Linked DNA regions of Mus musculus: region 1 is linked to region 2. A link is a loop called in an ENCODE intact Hi-C map of the cell type or tissue named here. Cell type or tissue: left cerebral cortex. All regions are shown on one strand.

Evidence for each region. Hi-C counts contacts between places; a loop is a spot of excess contacts. Peaks named below come from ENCODE experiments on the same cell type or tissue, not always from the same donor. Only the 100,000 strongest peaks of a DNase experiment are listed, where the experiment ranks them.
Region 1: a loop joins it to region 2, with 15 times the contacts of the local background. A loop is called at or near these places in 23 of 42 quality-filtered maps.

Annotation. Positions count from the first base shown.
Region 1 is chr9:15,678,514-15,683,513 of GRCm38, reverse strand. It overlaps the pseudogene Gm5119. Among named protein-coding and RNA genes, the nearest start is that of Gm35225, 9.8 kb to the right of the region's middle. In left cerebral cortex, a CTCF peak has its summit at 1,483 (motif pointing right); a DNase peak (open chromatin) is centred at 1,480.
Region 2 is chr9:15,491,169-15,496,168 of GRCm38, reverse strand. Smco4 (single-pass membrane protein with coiled-coil domains 4) reads right to left here and starts at 2,737. Exons shown (of 3, transcript NM_001359604.1): 1 at 2,540-2,737. In left cerebral cortex, CTCF peaks have their summits at 707 (motif pointing left), 1,910 and 2,686; DNase peaks (open chromatin) are centred at 1,930 and 2,746; H3K4me3 peaks cover 1,568 bases; H3K27ac peaks cover 296 bases.

The DNA.
Region 1 (5,000 bases), 190 kb before region 2:
TCTCCCTCTTCATCATCTTCCTCCTCCTCCTTCTCTTCCTCCTCCTCCTCTTCCTCCAGTCTTCTTCTTTGAGCCCACTGGCCTACCAGAACCCTTCTTTCCTGTTTCACTTTTGCCCTCGCCATGGTATGCAGCAATATCCTTTTCACATGTCTCCTTTAGTTTAGCTACTTTCTGCTCATTCAGTTGTTTATCTTTGGCAAATTGTTCAGACCACATCATACCCAGTTTCTTTGCAGTATCTCCAATAGACAGGCAAGGGTGTTCACTTTTGATTTTTGGGCAATGTTCAGAGCAAAACATAAAGAAGGCAGATGGCAGTCTCTTCAAAACATTTGGATCTTTTTTCTTTCCTGTCTTATCACCTTTGGGAGGAACATTGTTCTTCATCTCCCTGTCATAACCAGCTTTGTCGCTCTTGGCCAAATCTTCAAACTTCGACTTTTCGTTTGCAGACATGGTCTTCCATCTCTCGAAGCATTTCTTGGAGAACTCAGCGAAGTTAACCGACGAATCGGGATGCTTCTTCTTGTGCTCCTCCCAGCAGGTCTGCACGAAGAAGGCATACGAGGACATTTTGCCCCGTGGCTTGTTGGGGTCACCCTTGTCCATGGTGATGGCATGGCGTCTACCAAAAATTCTGCCCACCCTCTAAGGCCTCCTAAGTGGCCATGCAGAAGCTCTACAGACACACACACACACACACACACACACACACACACACACACACACACAGAGAGAGAGAGAGAGAGAGAGAGAGAGACTTGGGCCGCCAAGCCTGGGGACTCAGCTGATTCAAGAGCAAGTGTTTTTTTTTGTTTTGTTTTGTTTTGTTTTGTTTTGGTGCTCCAGTCCATAAAAAGTCCTTTCTTAATCCCACATTCTATAAACCTCTTTAATTTTCCCAACAGGAAACTCCATTTCTGGAAGACTCTACACTTGCTTGGCTGATCCTAAAATCCACAAAACATAGTTTGCAAGTTGCTGCACACACCCTTACTCCCAACACTGAATGTGTATGCTTCCGTTTGCTTTTACACTGGGAAAATGCCTCTTTCCAGACATAAGATTTAGGGATAGTGTGTTTCGAGTATACAGCAGAGCTTTGAAGTCTGCCAATTCATCACATGGCATTCTTTGATTTCAACAGTGTGTCAAAGTCAGCTATGCAAGCCTGCGGTGGGAGGTGGGAGGGGTGGGCCAGCAGGAGTCCAAGAGAAGACAGCCTTGCAGTGCAGAGAGAGGGAATGTGCCTTCTTCTGCCTGACTCCCTGGTCTGTACTGTACATGCACACTTACAAAAAGACCCTCTGCCCTTGCCTGGATGAGGCTGGGACAGCCAGAGGGAGGGGCCCCTGGAGTAGGTAAGCCTTTCCCTTCTACACAGTCACTACTCTCTCCAGCAGGAAGCTGGGCTTCCAAGCAGGCTTGGGTCTCAAGGATCCTAATCCTGACAGACACTAGGCAGACTGTCCTCATGGTGGCAGTGTGGCCTTAATTAGCAGCTGCTGGTACCTGCAGGACTGCAAAGATGCTCAACATGGCCTGCTGATGCTGGGCCTGCTGTGAGTGAATGCTGGTGTTTCTGAAGGACTCTGTTCCCAGTTCTTCAGACTAGTGTGTGTGTGTGTGTCACTTTATAACCTACTATACATAAAAGCTCAGGTACAGGGGGATACAAGATTTATCTTTGGTTTTAATAATTTATATTCTGCCCCAGGACCTGGGGTTTAAATGCCCAGTCAAAGAGAGGTGACTTGTTACTGCAGTCAGCACTGAGTGCTGCAGTGGTGGAAATGGAGGGTCACATAAAGCAAGACAAAGTCTTCAAATCTCATCTTAAACGTGGCTTCCATCCTAATTGCTGGCTCTGGCCCTTCAGTCGGGTTGTATGACCCTGTTCTGTGGCACCTCAGTTCCCTGTGTGTCTCTCTTTTTTTTTTTTTCCTGTGTGTCTCTCTTATGTTATTGTTCCTTGATTCGCTTTTTCATTTCCTTCCAGATGGAACAAGATGCTCTGACAGGAGGGGCTTCTGTCCAGTCCCGAATCACATCCCCAGCATCCATCATTAAAGTTGTGCTTATGGTAGGAAGCTCATAAACGCTACTGAATGAAGGGGAATGAGGGTTCCATAGTGCCTGCAGCACACACACACGCACACACACACACACACACACACACACTGTCTGTATTTTTCTAAACCAAAGAAAAATATCAGTTTACCAAGCTTTTGGCTCCTAAAGGCCATACCAAAGTTCTATGGCAAGTACCCCTGGGGAAGTGAGAAGGAAAGGCCTGCAGCCCTCCCACTGTCTCCTTTACAGGGGAGCTGCGAGCTGTCCTTGCCAGTTGGGCCATTGTGCTGCCCAGATTATACCAGCACCTGTCTCCAGTATTGCTCTGCCCTGCCTGCTGCACCTCTCATCTCAAAACTGCCCACCAGGAGTGTCTCACTGCTAAGTGAGGCCCAGAGTACACAGGTGCCCTGCCCTCCCCTGTCCCTGGAAAGACACCTCCAGGTCAGGCCACTCCAAGGTTAGCCCCTCTGCTCAATCTCTCCACCCGAGCACCTCTGTGATTCTTCTTGTATGGGAAGAGAGGGGAAAAGATTTCCAAAAGAACACTGGCTGATTGGCAGCTTCAAAAAAGCAAGCACCAGCTGGCCCTGCAAACCCTTCCTATAATAAACAGATGTGTGTCTTTGAGAGGACGCTTTCCAAGATACTTCTGTGTTTCTGTCTTCAAGTAACCAAGCTGCAAGGTGATAAGAATTTAGAAATTCAGAACTTACTTTGAGTCTCAGAAAATGGTCATGCACCACATAATGACATTTTAATCAACAACAACCAATAGGTTGTGCTCCATTACCATCATAATGGAGCTAAAAAATAGCTACCCTTGTGACTTTCATTTCTATGTTTAATATGTTTAGATACACAAATACTTGACATGGCTTATAGTCTACACAATAGCATACAAACCAGGTTTGTAGCCTGGAAGTAATGGTCTGCACTACACAGATCAAGAGTGTAGCGAACTTTACTTCAAAGACCAGTGCAGTGAGCAACACCTCTGAGACGAGGAATACAGCAGACTTTACCTCAGAGATCATAGGTGCAGTGGACTTTACCTCAGAGACAAGGGGTGACTTGACAGGAATACAGCAGACTTTACCTTAGAGACCATAGGTGCAGTGGACTTTACCTCAGAGACCAGGGGTGACTTGACAGGAATACAGTAGACTTTACCTCAGAGATCATAGGTGCAGTGGACTTTACCTCAGAGACCAGGGGTGACTTGGACTTTACCTCAGAGACCAGAGGTACAGTGGATTTTACTCAAAGACCAGGAGTGCAGTAAGATCCATATCAAAGACCAATGTATAGACTTTGCCACAGAGACCAAGTGTGTCATGTCAGAGGCTCTACCATTTGAAGTGTAAGAGTATTATGTAATGTTACCACAACAAAAATTTAGACAATGTGCATCTCAAGGTGGGTCCCAAAGTCAAACAGCTCATGACCATGCTTACATTCTATGAGACTTAATGAAGATCGTGTCTTTGAGATCTCCTTGGGAATGGAAGGCCTGTATAAACATAGAAGATTTTTATCATCAACTGGTGATTTCTGTATTCCTCAGCCAGAAAGATGACATGATAAATGACTTCTGGGGGCTATTCCAATTCTCCCATGATAGCGTTTTAGCTTTAAAAAAAATCATTCCGTAGCTCTCCATTAGTCTAGAAAGCACTGCTGTCCTTAAGAGGCACCCATCCGGGAGTTATCACATCTTTCTCTTTCATCCTGCCCTCAAATTCAATTCTGAGGTCTTAAAGTGTTTGACCTGAAGCTAGTTGTGAAGGCAGTAGACAAAGAAGAAGCACCATAAGTCTCTGCGTTCTCAAATCCTATGACTTATCAAGGCCCCTGTATGATAACAGCAAACATCTGTGTCGGCCTCTTTTTAACCTTTTCATTTGGAGACCATTTGCTTGGCACCTACTGTATACATGTGTCATTCTCAATATTTCTTATGTTGATAACTGACCAACAAAAAACCCAAGTACTGTTATGAAAATACCTGATATTTGGTACTTTTAGCTCACGGATCTCTTCACTTTCTCCACAAAACACCCCCAACACTATAAATGCATCCTTCAGAGCCCCAGTTACAGGTAGCAGAGATGGCTCGGTGTCCTCAGCAAGCACAGGGACCTACATACAGATCCCCAGAACCAATGTAAAACTGGACTTAACTGTAATCCCAGTGCTAGATGAACAGAGACAGGTGGAATTTAAAAATGTAAAGACTTGTAATGTCCAAGAATCCTCTAGTCAGCCATCCTTGCTGAATCAGTGAGCTTTGGGCTCAGTAAAGAGTCCATGTTTCAAAAAATAAACTAGGGAAAGTCATAGATGAAGACAGCCCAATGTCAACCTCTGGTATGTGAGCATGCGTGCTTGTGTACATGTGCGCGCGCGCGCGCGCGCGCGCGCGCGCGTGTGTGTGTGTGTGTGTGTGTGTGTGTGTGTGTGTATGTGTGTGTGTGTATACTAATACACACATACACATGACACCCCCATTATGCACATACTAGCATTACACACTGAGCCCCAACCCCTTTTCTCTGTTTTCTCTGTCTTTGAATGCTCTAGGGAGAATGTGCCACCACCTCCTCGTCAAGGTTCTCCACTGCGCCACAGCCTGTTTAGTTGATATTATTAGAGGAAAGGATTCTGAACGCCCGAGAGAAACAGCTCAGAATAAAATCTCAGCATGATACAGAATAGAAATGTTGATCTCATGAGCAGCCACCTGCTCTGCAGTAGCTGGAGACACAGCCAGATATGATGCAGGGATGGGAACACTGAGGCTGCATGTCTGCCGCTCAGACGATGAACATACAGAGGAACCATTTCATCTTAATAATGAAACCATTGGCAACACAGTAGGAATTTGTTCTGGGCCTGCCATTCCTTGCTTCTTTTCCTATTAA
Region 2 (5,000 bases):
AAACTTCCAGGATTGCTTCCTAGGCTGAGTCCAGAGAGCCCTACAGTGCCTAGGGCCCAGCATCCTGGGTCAGAGAGCACGTTGCCTGTCTTCATGTTCTCAGTGAGAGGTCATAACCTTGTACACTAACAGGAATTCCTTTCCCATCACTGCGATCGGCTCTCTGAGTGCAGAGATACTGCTGTGACACAGAACTGTGCCTCTTGGCTTTGCTTCCTCGGAAGCCAGCAAACTGAAGCCCACTCTTCTTCACACAGCCTAAAGAGCATCAGAGGCTCAAGTGGAAACTGTCCTGAAAACATGGTTCTTGCTAATCTAGCCGTCTCTGTATAGTCACATTCATGCATATACACATCACGGATATTTTAAGGACTGAACGGAATTAGTGAAGCCCTGTGTTTTTAAGGTATCATTTCACCACCATCTTAAACTGAAGAGATAGTCATCTACTGCCACTTCCAAGGAACTAACAAAATTGTTTCAAGGATTACTGAGAATGACATGGTCAAATCAAAGCTGATGTAGGTTCTGAAAGCTGAAAATGGAAATGGGCAGGGGAAAAACATTCAGTTATGATAAAGCAAGAAAATCACCCCTCGGGTTGGAGAGAGAGCTCAATGGTTAAGAGCACTGACTGCTCTTCCAGAGGTCCTGAGTTCAAATCCCAGCAACCACATGGTGGCTCACAACCATCTGTGATGTGATCTGATGCCCTCTTCTGGTGTGTCTGAAGATAGCAACAGTGTACTTACATATAATAAATAAATAAATAAATCTAAGAAAGAGAGAGAGAGAGAGAGAGAGAGAGAGAAAATCCCCCCTCACCTTACAAACTAAAGCTTGATCATTAATGAGCTGCTTAGCCCAATTACTGCGATTGCCCTCAGGACCAAAAAACTTTCCCCAGTCCGGGTGAGAGGCTGCCCCAGAAGAAACGGAGGAATAAGATAGAGTACTACATCTTACTGGAATAAGCATACACTATTATGTAAACTATTTGTAGTGGGCTGCACCCAAGCGTACCTCATGCATACATATTTACTATTTGAATGTGGAAGAAATCAGCTTGAAACATCACATGCAATTGGGAAGCCAGCCCACTACATATAGCTGGACCAGAAGAGGTAGCAAGGATGCCGTTACACAGGATACTGAGATGTGGACATGCCCCTCAGGAAGGGCCCCATCAAGCCAGCTGAGCGACCACCCCAGGCTTGAACGCTACAATAAGAAGCAATTCATGCCCATGGATGGCATGTTCAGTATGGTCTCAGCTCTAGAAGCGACTTTATAGCAAAGACCAGTAGCCCATAATACCCACTACCTTCGTGAGTACAGCACTCCAACGTACACCTAGTACCAGTTACGACTTTCTTGCTTTGTGTGTTCAATCTTTTTAGCTCCTGTTTTCTTCAAAGCTATCCTAATTTCTTTCTGGGGGCAAGTAGAAACATTTGTACACATGAGAGACTGCACGTCAGACAAGGCTACACTTCAGGCTATCCTCGGAAACCTCCTCCTGCCTTCTGTAAATTATCTGGCTTTTTTCTCCTATTGCACAGATTAGAACACTGAGGTCCATAGGGCTCACCCAAGGTCATGTCCTGCTGACACATCTAGACTCTCGCAACGACTCAAGAGGCCCATGGCCTGGGCCCACAGCTATGCTCCACTGCACTCAAGGAGGCATGGAGGTGATTTGAATACTAAGCGTATTGGGGACGGGCCATCAAGTTCATCAAGGGGCACCACATAGGTTGTTCTAATAACGCACGGGCATCTGTTGAAACCTTGTTTGGGAAGTGGCCAGCGACAGACAGAAAATCAGAGGCCATGTCTCCTAGCCACACACTATGCCTAGATGTGCTGTGCAGCTTTGAGAAGCTGCTGGCCCAGCCCGGAGAATCTCTTAAACGCTAGGGGGCCGGGAGTTTCGCACTGAGCCGGGAATGAGAGGTTGGGTGGGTGTGCGTGCTTCATGCGGTCCCATCCCACTCTCTTCAAACACCCTGCACATACCGTCCACTCCGCGGCCCGCTCAACTTCCCCAGGACAAACGCACCGCAGTGTGAGGTGGAGGAGGCACCGGGAGGGGTGGTCCTGGAGCCCGCGACGCAGCAAACCACGCTCAGCTCCTTCCCCACGGGGACCCCGAACGCCACGAGGGGCCCCCAACTCTCGGCCGGGCCCCTGGGCCGCAGCGGGGAAGAGGCCAGCCCGTCCCCGCCGCCCCGCTGGGTTCTCCGCCACCCGCCGCCACCTGCAAACGCGCGCCCCTCTGCGGGCCGCGCGTGTCCCCGCGTGTCCGCGCGGGGCCGCCTTCCCACGCGGGGCCTCGGCCGCCCGCGCCGCACTTCCCGCCCGGCCCCCGAGGCCAGCGCGCCGCCCCAACTTTTCCCGGCCCGGCCCGGAAGGCGCAGCGGTGAGCGCAGAGCCGTCCCGCCCGCCAGCGCGCTCCACCCGCGGCGCCCCTGCCCCCAGCACCAGCACGCGGAGGCCCCGCTCGGAGCCGCGCGGTCCCCGCAGCCCCCGCGCCCACCTGCCGCCGCCGCGCACGGCCGGGTACGTGGCAGGGGCCGCCGCTCGCCCGCCTCGCCTCTGCTCGCGCCTCGCGGGCGGCTCCGGGGCGCGGGACCGCGGCTCCAGGCGCCCTCTGCCGCCGGGAAGCCGAATCCTGCTCCCTAACCCTAACGCGGGGCCGGGCCACGCGGCACCCTGCACCCTGCGGACGCCCGGCAGGCCAGGCCGCCTAGCCCGCCGGAGGAGGAGACGCACGCGTGCGGTCACGCCCAGAAGGCAGCCAGGCCTGAAGCACCCTGTGTCAGGGAACCCGTAAATGGCAGGTGGCGGTCTGGGTTGCAAAAGCGAAGTGCTTTCTTGCGTGCTCCACTGCTAACAGGCCAGGTGCACTCAGATGCGCCTCCGCCATTGTTGAGGGGAGAAGGGGAGGTTTAGGGTCCCTGTTCTTGAAAATGGGTATCAGGTTCTACATGGCGGTCCCGCCCTGTCAAGCGGACTGTGACCAGAAGCACTGGCTTCCCCACGAGGTCACCCTTGAAGAACTGTGTTCAGGTAGCCCTTAAGTACATCCATACCTGGCGCAGGTTAGAGAACAGGTTAGTGTCCAATGGCGGTAGTTTGTTCTGTGACCTGTGCCTGGGGTTTATGAGGAAACAAAATACAATCACAGATCTCCTCCCCTAAGGGAATGTTCTGACCTGGGTTTGTTTATTTATAATGTTCAGCTTGTTATAAATAAAATGGGACTCCTTGTCCCTTATCAGTATTAAAGCCCCATAAGGCCCTAAGCTAAATGTTATTAAGGACTTTTAGCCAAACACATTTGGGTTTTAAATCAACCTCTTAAAAGTTGAGACGTCTTAGGAAAGCTAATCTCCTTTTGCCAAAAATGAACTCATCCGTAAGAGTCATAAAACCTTCTTCCTGGTATAGTCATAAAAACCTACTTGCCGGTGTTATATTTGAAGATATACAGAGATCATATACAGCGCTTAGCATAGCCCTGCCTGGTACTCATTCGTATTGTTACTCTTCCAGTGCAGGGCGAAAATACACATGTAAGAAGACTACTGGGGATCTAACGAGATGACTCAGTAAAGTACCTACCACCCAAGCGTTAGCACCTAAGTTCAGATCCCTGCACCCCCATAAAACCTAGGTATAACATCGAGAGAGAGAGAGAGAGAGAGGGAGAGAGAGAGAGAGAGAGAGAGTGTGTGTGTGTGTGTGTGTGTGTGTGTGTGTGTGTGTGTGTGTGTGTGTGTAATCCTAGGGGAGACATTCAGATCCCTGGCCAGCCAGCCTAGCCAAAGGCTGAGGTCTAGGTTCCGTGGGAAACCCTGTCTCAAGAAAACAAGACAGCAAACCATGGAGGAGAGACAGTTGATTTCCACATCTTCAGGCACTTGAGGATACGCACAGAAAGAAATAAAGGCTATTTTTTAAGGTTAATTTTGTTTGAGGCATTGGATCCCCTGGAATTGCAGTTATAGGAGGTTGTGAGCCACTTGTGGGTGCTGGGAGTGAAACTCAAGCCCCCTGGGGGAGTAGCAAGTGTTCTTCTGTGCTCTCTCCAGCTCCTAGGAAGGCTATTTTCCCCCCACTGGGGACAACCTTAACACCACAGGTGGTGGCTCAGTCACTGACCAGCAAGGTCAACCTTGGAAACAGCTGTCTCAGTCCCTCCTCCCCTGAGTCCTGGTAACACACTGATTTGTTAAGAGCTGAGACTGTTGACCTGGTTGTCTCCAGAGCTTCTGTGACCGGTCATGTAAGAAGGAATGGCCCAGTCTATGCGGCAATCTCTAGAGCACCAGACCGTTTCATAAAGGCACAGTGTAGATAGCAAGCACACAGGGATCATCTCTTTAGTATTGTGAGCCCTAGAGTTAGAGAAACAATTGTGTGAGCAAAGTTCTTGTCCTCACGTGTGAGCTCTGGTGAGTGAGACACACACAGATGTCCTCCATCTAGGGCAGAGGGGGACCATATGCAGCTCCATATGAAATCTGTAAGCCTCAGGGTCCAGGATATAACTTCCCAAGGCTGTTGTGTTTTTATGGGGTATTGGAGAAACAGCCCCTTACCAGGTGACTCCAAACTTTCTTTGCCTTTGGTAAGTACTTGTTTGCACCTTAGTGAAAAGGCCTTCATTCACAAGTTAGAGTTGCAGATTTCCAAAGGTCAAGGGCCATCCTCACAACCTCTCTGCTGACCTGAAGGAAGAATGCTCACTCTCAGATGGCTCCTCCCATGCTGACCATGTCACTCATTTTGACCTGTGAGTATATTATGAGATCTTGTGAGCTGAGAATTTGAGCCTTGCTCCTTGTTCTTATGCTGCCTTAAGATTTCCACAAAGAATCTCTACATATAGGAAAGACCCAAGGAGAGAAGAACTTGGCAGTACAGCCAAGTCCTACCTGGGTGAGTCCTGGGCAGAGTCAGCCACAGGTAACCCAGGGTTTCAAATCTAAAAT